2 separate regions of the Homo sapiens genome follow, and region 1 is linked to region 2. Evidence: read pairs that join two places in POLR2A ChIA-PET (ENCODE). Cell type or tissue: GM12878. All regions are shown on one strand. Links, peaks and the distances in the headings refer to the core of each region. The heading gives the core; the rest is flanking DNA. Region 1 has its middle 18 kb from the start of LMBRD1. Region 2 holds the start of COL19A1 (collagen type XIX alpha 1 chain).

Region 1 (8,343 bases), core at 77-8,076, 52 kb before region 2:
CCTCAGCCTTCTGAGTAGCTGGGATTACAGGCACCTTCCACTACGCCTGGCTAATTTTTGTATTTTTAATAGAGACGGGGTTTCTCCATGTTGGCCAGCCTGGTCCCGAACTCCTGACCTCAGGTTATCCGCCCACCTCGGCCTCCCAAAGTGCTGGGATTACAGGCATGAGCCACCATGCCCAACCATAATTTTCTTAATAATATTTTCTTTTCTCTAGTTTTCATTATTGGAAGAATGCAATATATAATAAATACAACATGCAAAATATATGTTAATCAACTATTTATGTTATTGGTAAGGATTCCAGTCAATAGAAGGCTATTACTAGTTAAGTTTTTGGAGAGTCAAAAGTTATAGGCAGATTTTCAAGTGCATGGGGATTCAGCATCCCTAACCCCTAACTTATTCAGGGGTCAACTGTACTTAGTCAACTGATTGTAGATATTTATCATGTCTACAAAATACCTTCACGGCAACACATAGCATTTGAATAGTTGATTATTATAGCCAAGCCGAGTTAACATTAGAGATGCTTTTCAGAATTGTAAATTGAGAGATGTGGAGAATGATGATGCCACTAATGAAGACAGGGAACATACGAAGAAGAGAAGATTAAGGGTGAGGAATGACAGAAATAAACTGTATTTCATAGATTCTAAGATGCACTTTTCTCCTTTACATTTTAACATCTCTGATGTTAGGACTCACCTTTAAATTGATGGGATCTTACCACTATAACTGGTATATTTTGTTCTTCATCATTTATAAAATGATGGTGCATCTTACAGTCAATGTCACCTTAGAGTGAAGGAAACAAGGTAGTAGATTTTATTTGGTACCTTGGATTTGAGGTGCCTGAGGAACACGGATAGCTCTAGTTCATAGAATGTATAGGCGGGAAACTCAGCCAAGGGACCTGCCACAGAGGTATGAGTCATCTATACTCAAGTAAAAGCTGAAGCAATGAAAATGCAAAAAATTCCCAGGAAAAATTGGTAGAAGTGAGAATAATAGTCAGCTAAATAGACAACCCTAAAAAAACAGCAAACTTTAAGGAGAGAATAAAAGGAAAAGAGTGGTTAGAACTAATAATCAGAATACATCATATAAACAAAGAGAGAAGATACTTTTTAAAACTAATGAGTAGCTGTCAATACCAAATATAGTGAGAGGACTAGCAAGTGCCCACCGAGTATGGCAACATGAGTGGGGGGGTCATTAACGAATTTTCTAGAATAATTCCACTGGAGTGGATAGGAAGCAGACAAGTTGCACTGGCTTAGAGGAATGAAGGAGAATTAGGAAAACGGAGGTCATGAATGTAAAATATTCTTTCAGGAAGCTTGACTAAAAAGGGGTGGAATAATGAAAAAGTTAAATAGAGAGGATAAGGTCAATGGTGATTTCTGCAGAAGTGACTCAGATTTGAACTCATTTCTAAGAAACGTAGAAAAGGCGTGGGCCACTCTTATGTTACTAAACCAAACAGGGGTCCCATTGCCCAGTGCAGTAAGGCCAAATATTCATACCGAGGTTGCTTTGCAGCAGGAGAAAGGAGGGCCTTTATTAGTAGGGTACCAAGCAAGGATAATTGGGCAGCTGAAATGTAAGACCCAAACTTCCAGATGGCTTGCAAGCAAGGGTGTTTAAAGGCAGAGGTAAATTTCAGGAAAGCAGAAGTTATAGGCAAAACTATAAATCAACACATAGAGGTGATACATTGGTTTGGCCTACAAAGGTGGAAGCAGAGTCAGGTGGGGCAGGGTGCTTCCAGGTCATAACTGGATTTCAAAGATTTTCTGACTTGCAATTGGTTAAAGAAGAGAAGCTTTGTTTAAAAATTTGGGATCAGAAGAAAGAAATATTAAGTCTGGCCTGTGGGCGTGACTTCCTCCATGCCCCTCAGGAAGAAATTTAAAGCAAGAGTTCAGTCCTCAATTACCTCTTATTTGAGGTCTACATGCCAGGGAATCCATTTGGTGGGGGTACCAGCTTCTAAGAAACAACTCAGGGACATATATTCTGATGTTCTCTTTAGTTTCTACAGGGTGAAACCGCCTTTGCAAAATTATAACTGAGGAAATTATGACAGTGACAGAAATCACACCTAACTGATTCCATCTGGCTCCTAATCTTTAAGCTGTCCTTCTTCATTCCTGAGGATAGGCCAAACTAATTTTGAGAAGGAATTCAGTTCATGGCTTGATTCTGAAACAAAATTGATAATAGACCTTTCCTGAAAAGACCCCTTCCTTGCCTGGGTACCAGTCTGCCTTTGCAGGACTAACAAATTAGCTACAAGATTAGAAATTACAGTTTAGGGGCATGCAGCCTCTGGCTCCAAGTTGCTGGGGATAACATCACTATTGCAAACCTAAGATCAGTGCTTGAGATATTTTGCAGAATCTGCACTGGATGGATCAGCAGACACCACCCAGACCAGTAATCTGGCTCAACCAGTTCTACCATCTCACCCAGATGAACAGAAAACAGCAAGAAAAAGTCAACTTCGACCCCCTATGGTTCCATCTCCAACCTGACCAATCAGCACTCCCCACTTCTCAAGCCCCTACCTGCCAAATTATCTTTAAAAACTCTGATCCTCAAATGCTCAAGGATATTTGATTTGAGTAATAATAAAACTCCAGTCTCCTGCACAGATGGCTCTGTGTGACTTAGTCGTTCTGCCTTGCAGTTCCCCTCTCTTCATAAATCGTCTCTGTCTAAGCAGTGGGCAAGGTGAATCCGTTGAGCAGTTACAAGGAAACCAAACATCTCAGAACTCTAATTCCCTTGGCTATAGTTTTAAGCTACTCTTGCCTTCTTGCTTATCAAGTTGCTCATTTACTTCTTAGGGCTAACCAGGTGTCTGGAAGTTCCCTTAAAGGAATTCAATATTTTTCTTTATTTCCATGTTTGGCAAGGGGAGCAGGCAGCAGCCCCCTAAGAAAGGTTCTTGCTTTGTCTCACTGAACACATGAATTTAAGTTTGATTATCAGATCATTTTTTTTTAACAACTTGAACTCCGAAGACATGAGGTAGTCAGAAAAAAAGGAGGAGTCAATCAGTCAGGATTCTGGCAAGAAACAGAGGGTAGTACATCTAAAAGTGTACTTTTAATCATCTAAAAGTGATTCAGAAGAAGAGTTCAATGATTGGACTATTTACAAAGATGTGAGCAGGAAAAAGGGAAGCTAACCCTAGAGTTGTCAAAACAGGAAATCATTACCACCACTGAAAGGTCACTCCCTGTCTCAGAAGGAGGTTACTGGAATCTGAAAAGACCTATACACTTAGGAAAGAGCTTTCTAGTAGCCATTGTCACCTACAGTCCCTCAAGAAGGGAGCCAGGGGATAAATACTCTGTTACTCTTTTTGAATGTACTTAACAGGAAAACAGAAGGCAAGGGAGCCTATTTATTGCAAACATAATGATCAGCCTCCTGGGGCACAGAGCAGAGTGGAGAAGGATGGAACGTGTATCTGGAGGAGCAAATGGAAGACACTCAGCAGAAGGGGAAAGACTTGTTTAAATAGAATAATACCAAGGAAAACAGGACTGCTGGTGAAGACAAAGAGGGCGTTTTTCACAGATACTTCATGTTCTAGCAATAGTGGAAAAACAATGCTATTTCAATTTTTGAGTAGTTAATGAGAAACTGATATTTCTAAATAAGAAAAGGCCGAATATCCTTGTTTTAATTAAAGTCTATTGTTCATTTTGTATTGTGCAAAATGAAGACAGCCAGTGATAGCTATAGTTCAAAAAAGATTCTAATTATTTGCAGAATAACTAAGTATATAATGTTTCAGCTTTATATTAAAATACAGCTTTCCTATTAAAAGGATGTTTCTAATTTTAAAAATATGAATAAATTGATGTTATAAAAAATACTGCTGGCTAGGTTTAGCCCTGAATAACAAGAAGGAACAATGTCAAAATTTGTATAGGCCTTTAGTATTTCCATTTAATTTTGAAATGAAGGTTTATTCATTTAAATTTTGGGTTGTTTTATTTTACTCTGTTATGTACTTAATCAAATATTGATAGACCAAATGACTTCAGTAATGTTGGCTCTGTATCTATTTCATTTTTTAGCATCACATATAGATAACCTTTTGCTGATACAGCTTAAGAATTGTACCAAATAAAAAGCCAATGCTATATCTACAAATGAGAACTTAGAAAAAAAAATCTAGCACCAATAAGATATCAAATTTTGACTTTTAAAATTACTTTTTCAATACATAAACATATGTCCACATGCATACTTTCTAGATGGATTGTCATTTCACAGAAGCCTTTTCTCATATTGAAATGGAATGCAGATTGGGTAGTTAAATTTGATAGTGAGAAATAAAAATAAAAAATTCTAAGCCCCCAACTGACTGAACGGACATCTCTCTTGGCCAAGGGGAATCGAGAGAAATCTTGGAAGCTGAATTTACAGTCATGACAGGATGGATGTTCAGACATGCCTCATTATAACCCCCTCCCTTGCTAACCACCATTAGGCTTTCTACTCTGAGGGCTAAACAGAAACTAGCCCTTTCAAAAGACTCCACACTGATAATGTTGATCACTAGCTTATCTTTCCTGGTACAGAACAAAGACAAGATGAAATCAATTGTTCTTTTACCCTTGCCTGAGATGTCTGCTTCCTCTATTCCCTTTTTCTTCACATGTTCACCTTATCTTATGTAAAATGTAGATTTATTAGGCACTAACTAAAAACCTTACAAGTATGTAATCATTAATTTCACTGCTACCTGCCCGCCCCTTTTCTTAAAGGAAAATATGTAAATACTAAACTTCCTGAGAACCTCTTTGGAAAACACAATCACAGAATGCATCTGTGACTTGCATTTTAACCAGGTGAACCCTCAGGCTGGCTCAATAAACATCAATGATCTGAGACTTATGCTTCAGTCACTCACTTTGATCTGTCAACGGAAAACTCTCAAGAAATTTCCTTTTTATATCTTTTAAGCAAACTCACACACACACACACACACACACACACACACACACACACACATACAGCTTTTTCTTTGCTAAGTCTGTATGTCAATTAACATCTGACCAGTACTAGAATAAGCTTAATTTTCAAGGGAAGATGGAGCTTCGTGAAAGATAGAGAGTTGTCCCATCATTTCTGATGATTACAACTCATCTTTCTTCAGGCCAGATTTTTTTTTTTTTCCTGATGTGCAAATACAAGTTTTCACAAGTTTCTTGAAAACCATTCAGTCTTTACCATTACCATGTACCCAAATCAATCATCTGTTTACTATTACCTAATTACCTTGTAACTTATACGTTTCTGGAGCTACCTGTAATCCAGTCTCATGGACTCACACTCAAAGAAACACCAGTTGGGCATAAAAATATAATTAGAAGCAAGGGAGATTTGATTCACGCCCATGAGAAATTACCAAAGGGTAATTAGAGTAATTATACTTCTTTTAAGTTCTCTTTAGACCTCACTCTCATATTCTCTCACATGTCTGCAGGGGCAGATTTACCATCATGTTAATGGAGCTTCAGCGCCAATGATCCACTTGCACAGGTGTTTTCCATGGTCCTGTGGAAAAAAAGGCCTAGCAATGTGTTCCCATGGACCTATGGTTTTTTTGTAAATTTTTGTAAGTAATGTATTTTTGCTTCAGTCTGTTGAGACCACTGTCTCTTTCCATTTTCACTTTCACATTTTGCCTCATATGAGTATCACTGGAGTGGCTGCAGGCATTCTGAGGCTCCAGCTCAGGTTAAGTAGGGTTAGGGATGCATTTAGTTTAGGTTGAGTGGGATGTATTTACATGGAGTTACTCTCATGTTTAGTTAAATTATTGCTAGGCATCCAGGTGTAGCAATGGCTTTCAGGAATATTCTTATTGCCCATGATTCCAATTTGATGTGCACTATGACACAAAGGCAAGACCAGAGGTCTATTTTTGAAAGTGTGGAGCCAAAATGAAGGCTATTTTCTAGATTTTGTGATGTCTGTGGTATTCGGCATCTGTTAAAATTTTCTAATCTGTTTTTCTCATTCTAAATTAAAGTTTACTTTTGAGTCTAACTTTGTATTCATAATTTTCCATTCTTTTTCTTGAGGAGGAGCCCCCACAAAGTTAAAAGCTTGTCTCCTGGATCCGCCTTGCAGATGAGAAAAAAATTCTCACTGCCCTCTCTCTGGTTCCTTCCCAGAAAACTTTCCTGACAGACAGACAGGCTGGCTTTTCACACTAAGCACCACTTCCTGCTTAACAGTGCCCCCATCACTGCTTCCGTCTTTCTGTTGCCTTTTCAAGTACACCTTTCTCACTCACGAATATCTTGCTAAGTATCTGGGTCTTCTTTTCCTAACTGCCTTCTTTTTGAGAAGTAGCTCTGTGTTTTGGAATTAAACATAAATAAAATCCTCCATCTCTTCCACAATTAGCCATTGTTTCTCTAACTTGAGCAATACATAAATTAGTCCTTTTTAAATGGGAAAACATTTTGGGGCAATCTAATGACAACTTATTTTCATGATGCTATTTAAATAAGTAAAAATGTAAAACAATGGATGAATGCCTTAATTTTATAGGCCTTATACAACTTTACAACAAATAAAAATTCAAGTGAAACTTAAAAAGAAGATAAAATCATGTTAATAACATTATTTTAATGTGATGCATAGTGGCATTTGGCTGAAAAAAAATCATTCAGTCCTGAGTTTAATAGTAGAAAGATGCAGACTCATGTCTGGTTTTATAATTAATCTCTTTTGACATTTTGATTTCAATAATGCAAATGTAGAAAATGTCTATTCCCATAAGTATATGGTACAAAATGGTATTAATAACTTCAAGTCTTTGTTTGCAAATTAAGTATAATCAGGCCTTATGCTTAACTAAATCTCTGCCAGTGAGCAATCCTGGAGTGCCAGTTTTATAGTGGAGTCATTTGATAATTGTATAAATGTTTGTTTTTACTTGGAGATAATATGAGTACTGGCACTATTGAAATATGTATTAAATGGGTATGTAATCTAATTATTGCTGGAACTGGAAATAGAACTATTTGTCATTGCATATTTTCTGCTAATGAAATATTAATTACAAAATGGGATGTACATGACAGTATTCTTAAAACCATTTGTTCACAATGTGAATACTGTATAACATTGGCTAACTAAAGAGATTCTTGTGAGGTTAGTAAGCCTGTATTATCATATGTCACAGGATCCATCAATTCTACCATGACATTTTTTTGTTCCAACCAAGGAACTACTTTCACACATTCAGTTTGTTACCTTACACTTACTCCATGCAAAAGAGACAGAAAATATAAACTGCAAGATAGTACTCAGTTATCAGGTACTTCAAATGAACCAGATGATTTAATATAGGCTCGTATTAATTTTGTAAAATTTTTGTGAAAATAAAAATGCAGAATAAAAAATTGACTTAGAGAATTCTCAACTATTGTTGTTTTGCTTTACTAAATAAGATAATTATAAAATGCTTCTTGAAATTTTAGCACTAAAATTATTACTATTGATTTAGTCTATTGTAATAGTTATGCTAAAATATTTTATAGGCTCCCAAAATAATTATTTACATATTTTTAATGTGTTATGTACATATAAAATCAGACTCTAGAAGAAAATACCTGAATAACCAAAAATTATAACACTAGGACTCACACAAAGCCACTCACATGAAACCACTCACCTGTGCTTCAGAAAGCTGAGGGTTTGTAATCTACAAGATAGAAGCCTAAAAGTGTCTGGGCATCACATTATAACTTATCTTGACAACCTCTGTACACATAGGTGTTATATTGCCAACAAAATTTTGTGATTGGTAGTTTGAATGTTGTTATAAGTCATTATAAATATTGACATTCATCTTTGTTTGGGCAGACATAGTTGCCAACTGCCTCTCATGTCCGCAGGCCCTTTGAACCCTGCTCATAACCCTTTGTTGCAGGGACTAGTGGAACACATTAGTGGCCATGTTATACCTGGTATGATTCTGGTTTCTTGGCCAGATGATAAAATTGGGGAAGAGGAGAACAGCCAGTCTGTAGACTGCAAAGTAGGAAACAAGGGGGTCAGGCCCAAGAGTTTTGCCCAAAATGACAATGAGTATAAACTGAATGCAAATTCATGAAGTTCTGAATTTTGAAAAAAGAGGGAGAGAAGTAGTTGGCCAGTTAGTAAACAGAGAAGGAGAAAGGTGTACAGAAAGAAGGTAATAGCAAATATCTGGCAATCGAACTAAGAAGGCAGAGGTTGTGAGTAATCAAAAATGAGAAAGGGAGAAATGCAAGCTCTGAATCCAAAAGAAGG
Region 2 (8,343 bases), core at 283-8,282:
TAACTACTTTGTTTATTGCATTTTGCATGTTCATATCCTATTATTATTACGTATTTATACATGTCTTCTTCTTCCTTTTTTTTCTGAATGTTAAACTCCAGACAGTGGGGCCCACGTTCAATGTATCTTTGTATACTGTGCAGTGGTCGGTTTAAGAAGCATTCAAAAATATATGTTGAATGAATAAACAATTTAATTAACATCTGCTTCCTAGTGAAATCACTAGACTCAGTTTAAATGGCTTAAATTACATACTAATTTTTACCTGGAAGATTCTTGTTGAAAATGATTGAAAATCTTATTTAAAAGGCCAATTTCTCGGCTCTCTTAATACCACTGCTTTACTAATTTGTTGGAGATAAAACATCGCATTTTTTCAAGTTTGTTATATTTTTATTACAACAGTAACACATGTTCACTGCAGAAACTTTACACATTACATATAAGCAAAAAGAAAAAATCATAATTCTCAAAATCTCAAACTATAAGTAACCACAGTCACTGTTTTAGGGTAGTTTATGATGCAGTCTATGTGCATTTTTTTTAACGCTTTTAATAAACATGGCTAATTTGCCCTTTAGAAACACTGAACTATTATATGTTCCTGGAATTGTTGAGAATGCTCTTCGCTTATAGTAACACCACGTCTAATCAGCAATATTAATCTTGGCAGAATGGGTAGGGGAAAATAGTTCCTTTATAAATGTGCATTTCTTTGAATACTAATTAAATTGAATATTTTTCATAAATGTATTGACCTTTTCTATTTCCTTTGTAAACTGCCTCTTTGCTTTTTGGCCTATTTTTCTATTGGGGTATTTCTTTCTCTCTCTTTCACTCTGTCTCTCAAATGATTTTTCAGAACTGGATGTATATTAACCAACATTTTCCCCAGTCATTTGTCTTTTACCATATTTCCTTTCAGAGTCACTGATCCCTAGGAAGAGTCTAATAAACTAAGTGAAAGTCACATTATGATCGCCTCTTCCTTTCATTTCTAAACTGAGTAAATGTCATGAGCTAGAATGTCTTCTAGGAAGGGAAGCAAACCTAAAAACAACCAGTGGAATATTATTTTCTCTATGAAGAGAATTATTTTCAGAAGCAACGGTAAACACAGCATTTAAAATAAAAAGATGTCCTAATTTACTTTTGGCAATTACTCAGAATTTAGAATTGATATAACTACTTTCTTTTTACCCTTAAGAATATCATACATAGTGCTGGCCTAAAAAGGAATATAATGGGAAGTGCATGCTAGGGATGACAAGTCAGATTTGGTAATTACAGTTAACAGTAACGTCTGTTCATCCACTATTGACGCATTGAAGTATTTCCATGGGATATGTAAGGGAGTCATGTATAGCTGTGCCCCATAAATTCAATAAAGAATGAACACTCTTATGGTTTGGTAACTGAGAAGTTAGCTGGGGGCAATGGTGAAATTCTTTCTTCCTGAAAAATGGAAACTATGAAAGGGGAGAAAAGTGAAAGACATTACAAAAGGGAACAAGAGCAACATGACTGGGAGTACAGAAGTATAGAAAAAAGGAAAAAAGAAATAGACATAAAGTAGACGAGATGGACAACTAAGGGTTAGGAGAAACACATTTTAAAAATGTATTAAATCCAAATTATAAAAAATGGTACAATGATCATTGTAAATTGTTAAATTTATATCAGTGGGGCATTACAAATATGGAACAGTTTTTTAAAATGTTTTCAATGGAATTTATCCCTCACATGACATAAAAACATTTAATTGTATCTTCCTTTAGGCATAAATGTTGAAAGAAGTTCGTTTTTTAAATCTGTTAAATTTTTTAAGTACATACGTGCACACAGATGAACTTGGTGTTAGAAGTGCTGCAAGCTGTTTATTAAAACTTAGAGTGCTGTCAGATTCCCCTGATATTTTCAGATGTTTGTTTACCAGCAGTAGCTTCAGAAGCAAGAAGAAAACCGGATCATTTATAATTGTATTTGGCTTAGATAAATAAAAGGTGTTTGGCTAAAGGTTCTTCCTAATTGAAGTCACTTTAAAATTCAATAAAAAGAACTGGCTAAAGAAGCAAACCCTAGGTATACAATAGTTTGTAATCATGAAACCAGCCTAGATTCAAACCCTTTCCTGAAAGAAAAATAGAGAAATATTTGTTGCCCTGGGGATGTTGGTGTATCTAGAAACAGAATAAGCAACAGATAATAATAATTTGAAGTTTTATTTATTCATTTTTCACTTTCTTCCAAAATCTTGCTTGGGTCAATATTAGAAATAAGAAAAGGGCCATTTTGAAATATAAACAAAAATATAAGTGTTTAGCTCTCTCAAATATCTTAACAATTATGAAATTATTAAAATGTTTAAGAAAATAATTCTAAGATAAACTTGATTTACTTGTATTAAAACAAAAATTAGAGACAAAATTGTGGACTTCCTTTTAGGTAGTTTTAAAGCATTACTTTAAATAGTTTCAATTAAGTGTAAATAAGGTGAATTTAATAGTCTGACAAAGAAATAAAGCCTGGATGCTCTTAGTTCAATTCATTAGTGATGGCAAGGTATATAAAGTAAAATTGCTTAGAGAAAGAAAAAAATCAAATGGGATAATACTTCAAAAAAATAGAGACTGATCACCAAAAGTCTAATGAAGGTTTGTGAATCATGTTTTTCAAATGGCCATTTGAGTAGCGTGACTCATGCAATATCCTCCCTCCTTGGCCTCTTTCCACAGTCAGCCAAAAATTAGTGATGAAAATCATATGAGAAGGAAATGTATCAAGTGGTTTTAAATCCTGACATAGAAACATGGTTTGCATCACCATGAATGCCGAACTCTAAAACTGCAGGTATCTTGATTAGGTTGAGAGAGAAGTTTAAAAATCACAAGTGATACTTTAATGGTTTCACTCCAATGAAGTGGAAAGGAGCTATCTTTTAACATTTTTCTTAACATCTTTATTTTTTGCCTGCCTGATTTTATTTATTCCTTGATCTGTGAGCTCTGATATGTGAAGTGTATTTCTATGGTTCTAAGGTAACTTTTAAGCTTGATGATTTTCACCATTGTGGATCAATAATATAATTTATCCTATTTCTCCCACTGTGGCAATACTGAAATAAAAATGTAAAACCAGTTTATCTGTTTTCTAATGCCTGGTTTACTCTTCTGAATTCTATAAATCATTCTGTTTTTCATATATACACATACATATGCATACACTATATGTATACATATAAATTTACTATATATGTATATATACCTACAAATATATATGCCTACAAGTATCCATATATACCTCCTATATATGTATATAAACCTACTATATATGCCTACAAATATATATATACTCTCTCTACACACACATACATGCACCTACACAGAAATCTGCAGGAAAATGACACTTTCACATATTCAAAGGGATCCCAAAAGAGTTCAAAAGCCAAGATTGGAAGCACCAACCCATGGAAAGATGTATTTAAAATCACAAAATACTTCTGTGGACACTGAGAAAAACCAAGCCACACAAACGTTTACATATGAGCGTGATTAGAAGGTGGGCAGACTGCCTTAATCAACTTTATATAAACTCTTGACATAAAAGTGAAAAAATGAAACATAAATGATATATTTTCTTAGCTCAACCGTTAAAAAGCCAATTACCTACTCGTGAACGTTTGCCACATACAATAATACTTTGAAGACACTTCATGATCAGAAGTGAGAAACTCTAGGCATTTGCATCCAACCGTCATTTTATCTGTGAAACTGCTAGTAAAACATAAACCTGAAAGGCATTACTCCCAGCTCTAAGGCGACATCGCTGTCATTAAAGAAAACCTGTGCCTGAGTTGGCTGAGTACCTTCTTGCAGAGTCCTCTGTCCTCGCGGAGTGGGAGGGTCACACTGGGAGAGACTAATAAGGGCAGAGATGCGTCCCCCTTCCCCACTCGCAGGGAGCTCACTCCTCGGCGGTGCCGCAGCCCTGTCCGGACTCCACTGCGCCTCTGAGGGGCTCAAATACGAATTCAAGGTAAGCTGCGCGGCTTTGCGACCGGCTCTGCACTTGCCCTCTCACACATGCCCGGGCTATGTCATCTGCTCGTGTTCCTAGTTATCTGTGTGCATCTGCTTTTCAAGAAAATGTAAAAACTGTGCTACACATGGAAATATGTTTAGGTGGATAAATAATGCACACCTGCATACGTTTCCATAGGGGCCTTAAGGATGGGACCAAAAACGTTTGGCAGGAGACGGCCACTCTCATGTGGTACATACCATGTAGTTCGTGTTCCTATGTTCACATGATGCAGGCTTCATGCGTTACACCTAAGTTCTAGGTGGTTTTTCTGGCTATGTGTGTCTGTGAAGCGGAACTATGGAGCACTGCTGATGCGGGTAGGGACAGACATCAAATACATTACAAAAAAAATGGGGGGTTAAAGGAGTAAAACAAACTCACTATCAATTCATGCCGTTAGAGCGCTTTTTTTTTTTTTTTTTGACGGTGTTAGCCCTGGAAGCGAGGCAGCCAGTTAAGCGGCGTAAGCTAAGAGACGCGGGGTTCCGGTGCGGTGCCCTCCGGCCCGGGGTTACCTACTCCACATGTGGGTGTTTTTCCCAAGTGCGGCTTCTGGGGGGCGGCGCGGGCGCGGGCGGGGATTCCCGGACTCCAGCCCCACCACGTTCCGGAGCGTCCGGCCCTGTTCCTTAATTACCCTGCAGCATGCGCAGCGCGGTCGGCCACAGCGCCGCCGCCGTCCCCGCAGTCCTCCCTGCAGCCACCGCCGCCGCCGCCGGAACGTCCCAGTCGCGGCGCGAGGAAGACGCGGCCCCAGCCTCTGCCGCCTCCGCTGTCAGAGTCCCGAGGCCACCGCCGAGAGCGCGCCGGCGCCGCAGCCACAGCGGCCGAGAACCAGGAGGCGGCGCCGGGCGGCCCAGCTAGGGCGCTGCAGGGTCGCGAGGAAGTTTGTTGGCCCGGAACCAAGCACGCCGTCGGGCACGCTAGCTCCCCGAGAGCAGGCGGGCGCGTAAGCGAACCCCCTTAGAGGTTACGGAGGGAGCGGGAAGCCGGCAAGAGGGTGGGCAGAGGAGCTGGGGGACAGGCGGGTGCCACAGGAGCCCCCGAGGAGCTTCATTTGATGAGAAGGTGAAGAGGCAGAGGGGACCAGCGTGCCTTGTCAGCCTCAGGGGACAGTGGGCTGGAGAGCAAAAAGAGGAGGGCCCAGAATGCTGATAATAAGTAGTTTTAATAGAACAATCCGTGAATAGAGGCAAGAGAGTGATCATCGGCCACAGCTTGAGATTGGGAGATGGAAGAGTAAGGGAAATAAATTGCGCCACCTCCCTCAATCCCCAATTCCAAGACGACTCAGTCCCATCTTCTGCTTGGATAAGTCTGAGGAGGATTAAGATGTGAGGATAATCACTCTGCTGTAGGGGAATTTACATCTGCCTGTTAATGGAGGAGATGAAACAAACGCACACCAGTATCTATTTTCAACCACCACCCCTCCCCAAAAAGGAGAGAACACCAATGCCTCCCCCTCTGCCCGAATCAAACACTGCTATAATTCTTTAGGAGACTAAAGGGAAAAAAAAAAAAGAAAGAAAAGAGCCCCTGCTCGTATGTGGGGTCTTGGCATCTCCTTGTTTTTGAGTGGTGGGAAACTTGCAGGACCCTCTCTAAGTAGAGAGATCTTTGATATGGGCCTGCAAAGCTGAGATATTTAGGTATTCCAGTGGTGAAAAACATGCATAAATGCCCCTTCCTGAGGAGGGCTGACAGGGTTTTTGTGTAGGAATATCTCTTCAGGATGAAAAAGAGGAGGGTGACCCCCAGAGGCAGAAAATTTATGCTCTCTCTAGGGGATAGAAAGTGGAGAAAGTAACTGTCAGGTGCTTCCGTTAGGTTTTGTCCTACCTGAGCTCTCTAAGTGCTAAGGGACCTAAATGGGGTTTCCTGGGAAAGGAGGGAGACAGTATGGCAAAAGAGCAGGAAAGTGAACCTGAAACTGAAATGGACAGGACTAAGAAAGAGCAAAAAGGTGAAAGAAACCCAAATGTGATTATTACCACAATTGGGACATCATCTCTATATCTGAATCATTCTCATCCTAGAAAACCATCCAAAACAGATGGGAACTGTTGGTATTTTCCAAAAATGGAAAATTTCCATCTACTTTCTGGTCCTCCAGTTTAATCTCTCCTGCTGCAATTTTAGTTTATTTTCTCCAGCAGGCAGAAATGCCAATGTGGGTACACAGAGTCAATGGTTCTAGAGGCGGAAGAAGATATGAAGTTAGAAACCATGGTAGTGTGACTAAGAGGCATCACAAATGAAAATTCAATTGAAGTATGAAAAATAAACTGAAATGCAAGGAAGTAGGGCTATAGATATGCTAATATATAACCCTGAAAAGATGCTGGAAAAAAAAAAAACCCAGAATGAATAGGACCAGAATTGAGTCATCTGAGGCAGGCCACATTGAGGATGTACATCTTAAACAGGCAGAGAATAACTAGCTTAGCAGAAGAGATCCAGCAGGGAGGGCATTCCAGCCAGAAGAAATTGCATGTGTGAAGGCTTAGAGGTAGGAGCAAACAGTCATGTGCCTGGTAAGACAGAAAATCCAAGCGGGGTGAAATCTGAGATGAGTAGAGCAGATAGCACCTGCCAAGGAGAGATTGGAAAGGACTGGCTAAGAAGCAATAGGCTTTTTAGGGTGTTATTTTGTAAGCCAATAATAAAATAATCAGGTGAGCAAGTTGCATATTAAATTCGATAGAAATATGATGTATGCAGAGTGGACTATTAGGCCTCTCTTATCTATGCATACGTTATGAAGCACAAAGGATTTCTGACCTCCTCTTTTTAAGAGAAATCAAAAGTAATTGTGAAATTTTAAGATTATTAGATCAGAAAACCAGTAGAGCCCTTCAAATTGAAAAAAAATGGGAAAAAGGATGAATTTGAAAATACGGCCATATATTATATATTAATTTAAGATGATATTGGATCATTGATATAGATATATCTGTGGAACACAACAGAGCAAGAGAATTGTAATCAGAAAAAAATGTAGGTCAGTTGTGATGGTTGAAATTGAGAATGGTACCGGAAAAGTTGATGGAAACAAATCATAGTTCAGAGAAGTGAGTCGGTAAAACAGACAAGTTGATGAGAATGGAGAGAATAGGTTAAGTGTGCTCAAAGGGAATCCCAGGTTTGAGACCCTCTGGAATGTAGACACTAGTTTGGAAGTAACAGAAGTAATAACAAAACTGAGGAAATGTAATAGAGTTGGACATATTTCAAAGTAGTACAAACATTAGGAACTAGGGAGTATGCTTTCTGTGGAGGCAGAGAGCAACTTCAATAGTACTATTTTTTTGTCCCACTAAGTAACTGAAATTATGTTCACTGAGCTTTCTTTTAGTAATTTTTACTCTATTTCTCCATCATTCTTTTCTTTATGCCCATCATTCTACAGATGTTAAGCCCATACCTGTCTATATTACTTAATGGTTCCCAACCTTTGATTTGTTTATTTTTAGTCCAAGTGTATTGCCTTAGACTGTATCATTCTACAGATTGATCCCATGAATACCTACTAAATGTCAAGTTTAAAGAAGACACAGATAAATAAAATACAATCTGTTTTCTCCAAGATGTTCAATATAGGGAAGAGAAAGAATGCAAAGGAGTTATAGCAGTGCAGTATAAAGTGTGCAGAAGCATAAGTGGGTATTGAGCTCTGTTGAATCACAGGACAGTGAGTAGTGAACTCTCCCTGGTATGATTCTCACAGACTTCACAGAGGACATGGCATTTGAGCTACACGTTGAAGGCAGACTAAGTGTTTTCCAGATCGGAGAGGATTGGAAGGACTTTCCAGTAGCCAAAAAAGCACATGCAGAAACCTGTGAATTGTTAATAATTTGATGGCGGAGAGTGTTTGGAAGGAGGTAGCAGGACAGGTGGTTGGACAGATGAGTTGAGGCCCCACTGTAAAAGAGCCTTGAGTGCCTCACTTTGGAGTGGGCAATGAAGAGCCACCAGAAAACTTTGAGCAGGGCAGTTAAGTGACTAGGTCTTTGTTTTAGAAATAGAATTCTTGAGAAGTAGGGAGGTGGAAATAAAGGGAACAAGATGGAGAAAAGGAATCCAGTTAGGAGTCTATTGCAATTTTCCAGATTAGGAATGGTAAAAACGTGAACTAAGGCAGTTTCAGCGAGGATGAGAAAGTTGGTATGGATTCAAAAGACGTTTACAAATAGATTTGATAGACTTTGACAGAGATTTGATATGGGGTGAGGGTGAATAAATTGAAGATGATTT

What was found. Peaks named below come from ENCODE experiments on the same cell type or tissue, not always from the same donor. Only the 100,000 strongest peaks of a DNase experiment are listed, where the experiment ranks them.
Region 1: POLR2A ChIA-PET joins it to region 2 with 10 read pairs; 8 of 35 experiments call an interaction of 5 or more read pairs at or near these places.

The regions. Positions count from the first base shown.
Region 1 is chr6:69,810,501-69,818,843 of GRCh38, forward strand. No RefSeq gene overlaps it. Among named protein-coding and RNA genes, the nearest start is that of LMBRD1, 18 kb to the left of the region's middle. RefSeq lists enhancers at 5,506-5,825, 5,936-6,005. In GM12878, for the core only: no CTCF peak of the experiment used is centred there; no DNase peak of the experiment used is centred there; H3K4me3 peaks cover 885 bases; H3K27ac peaks cover 4,137 bases.
Region 2 is chr6:69,862,606-69,870,948 of GRCh38, forward strand. It overlaps COL19A1 (collagen type XIX alpha 1 chain), which reads left to right and starts at 3,951. Exons shown (of 51, transcript NM_001858.6): 1 at 3,951-4,035. RefSeq lists silencers at 4,589-4,638, 4,859-4,908, 4,919-4,988. In GM12878, for the core only: CTCF peaks have their summits at 4,927 (motif pointing right) and 5,840 (motif pointing left); a DNase peak (open chromatin) is centred at 3,916; H3K4me3 peaks cover 5,377 bases; H3K27ac peaks cover 4,340 bases.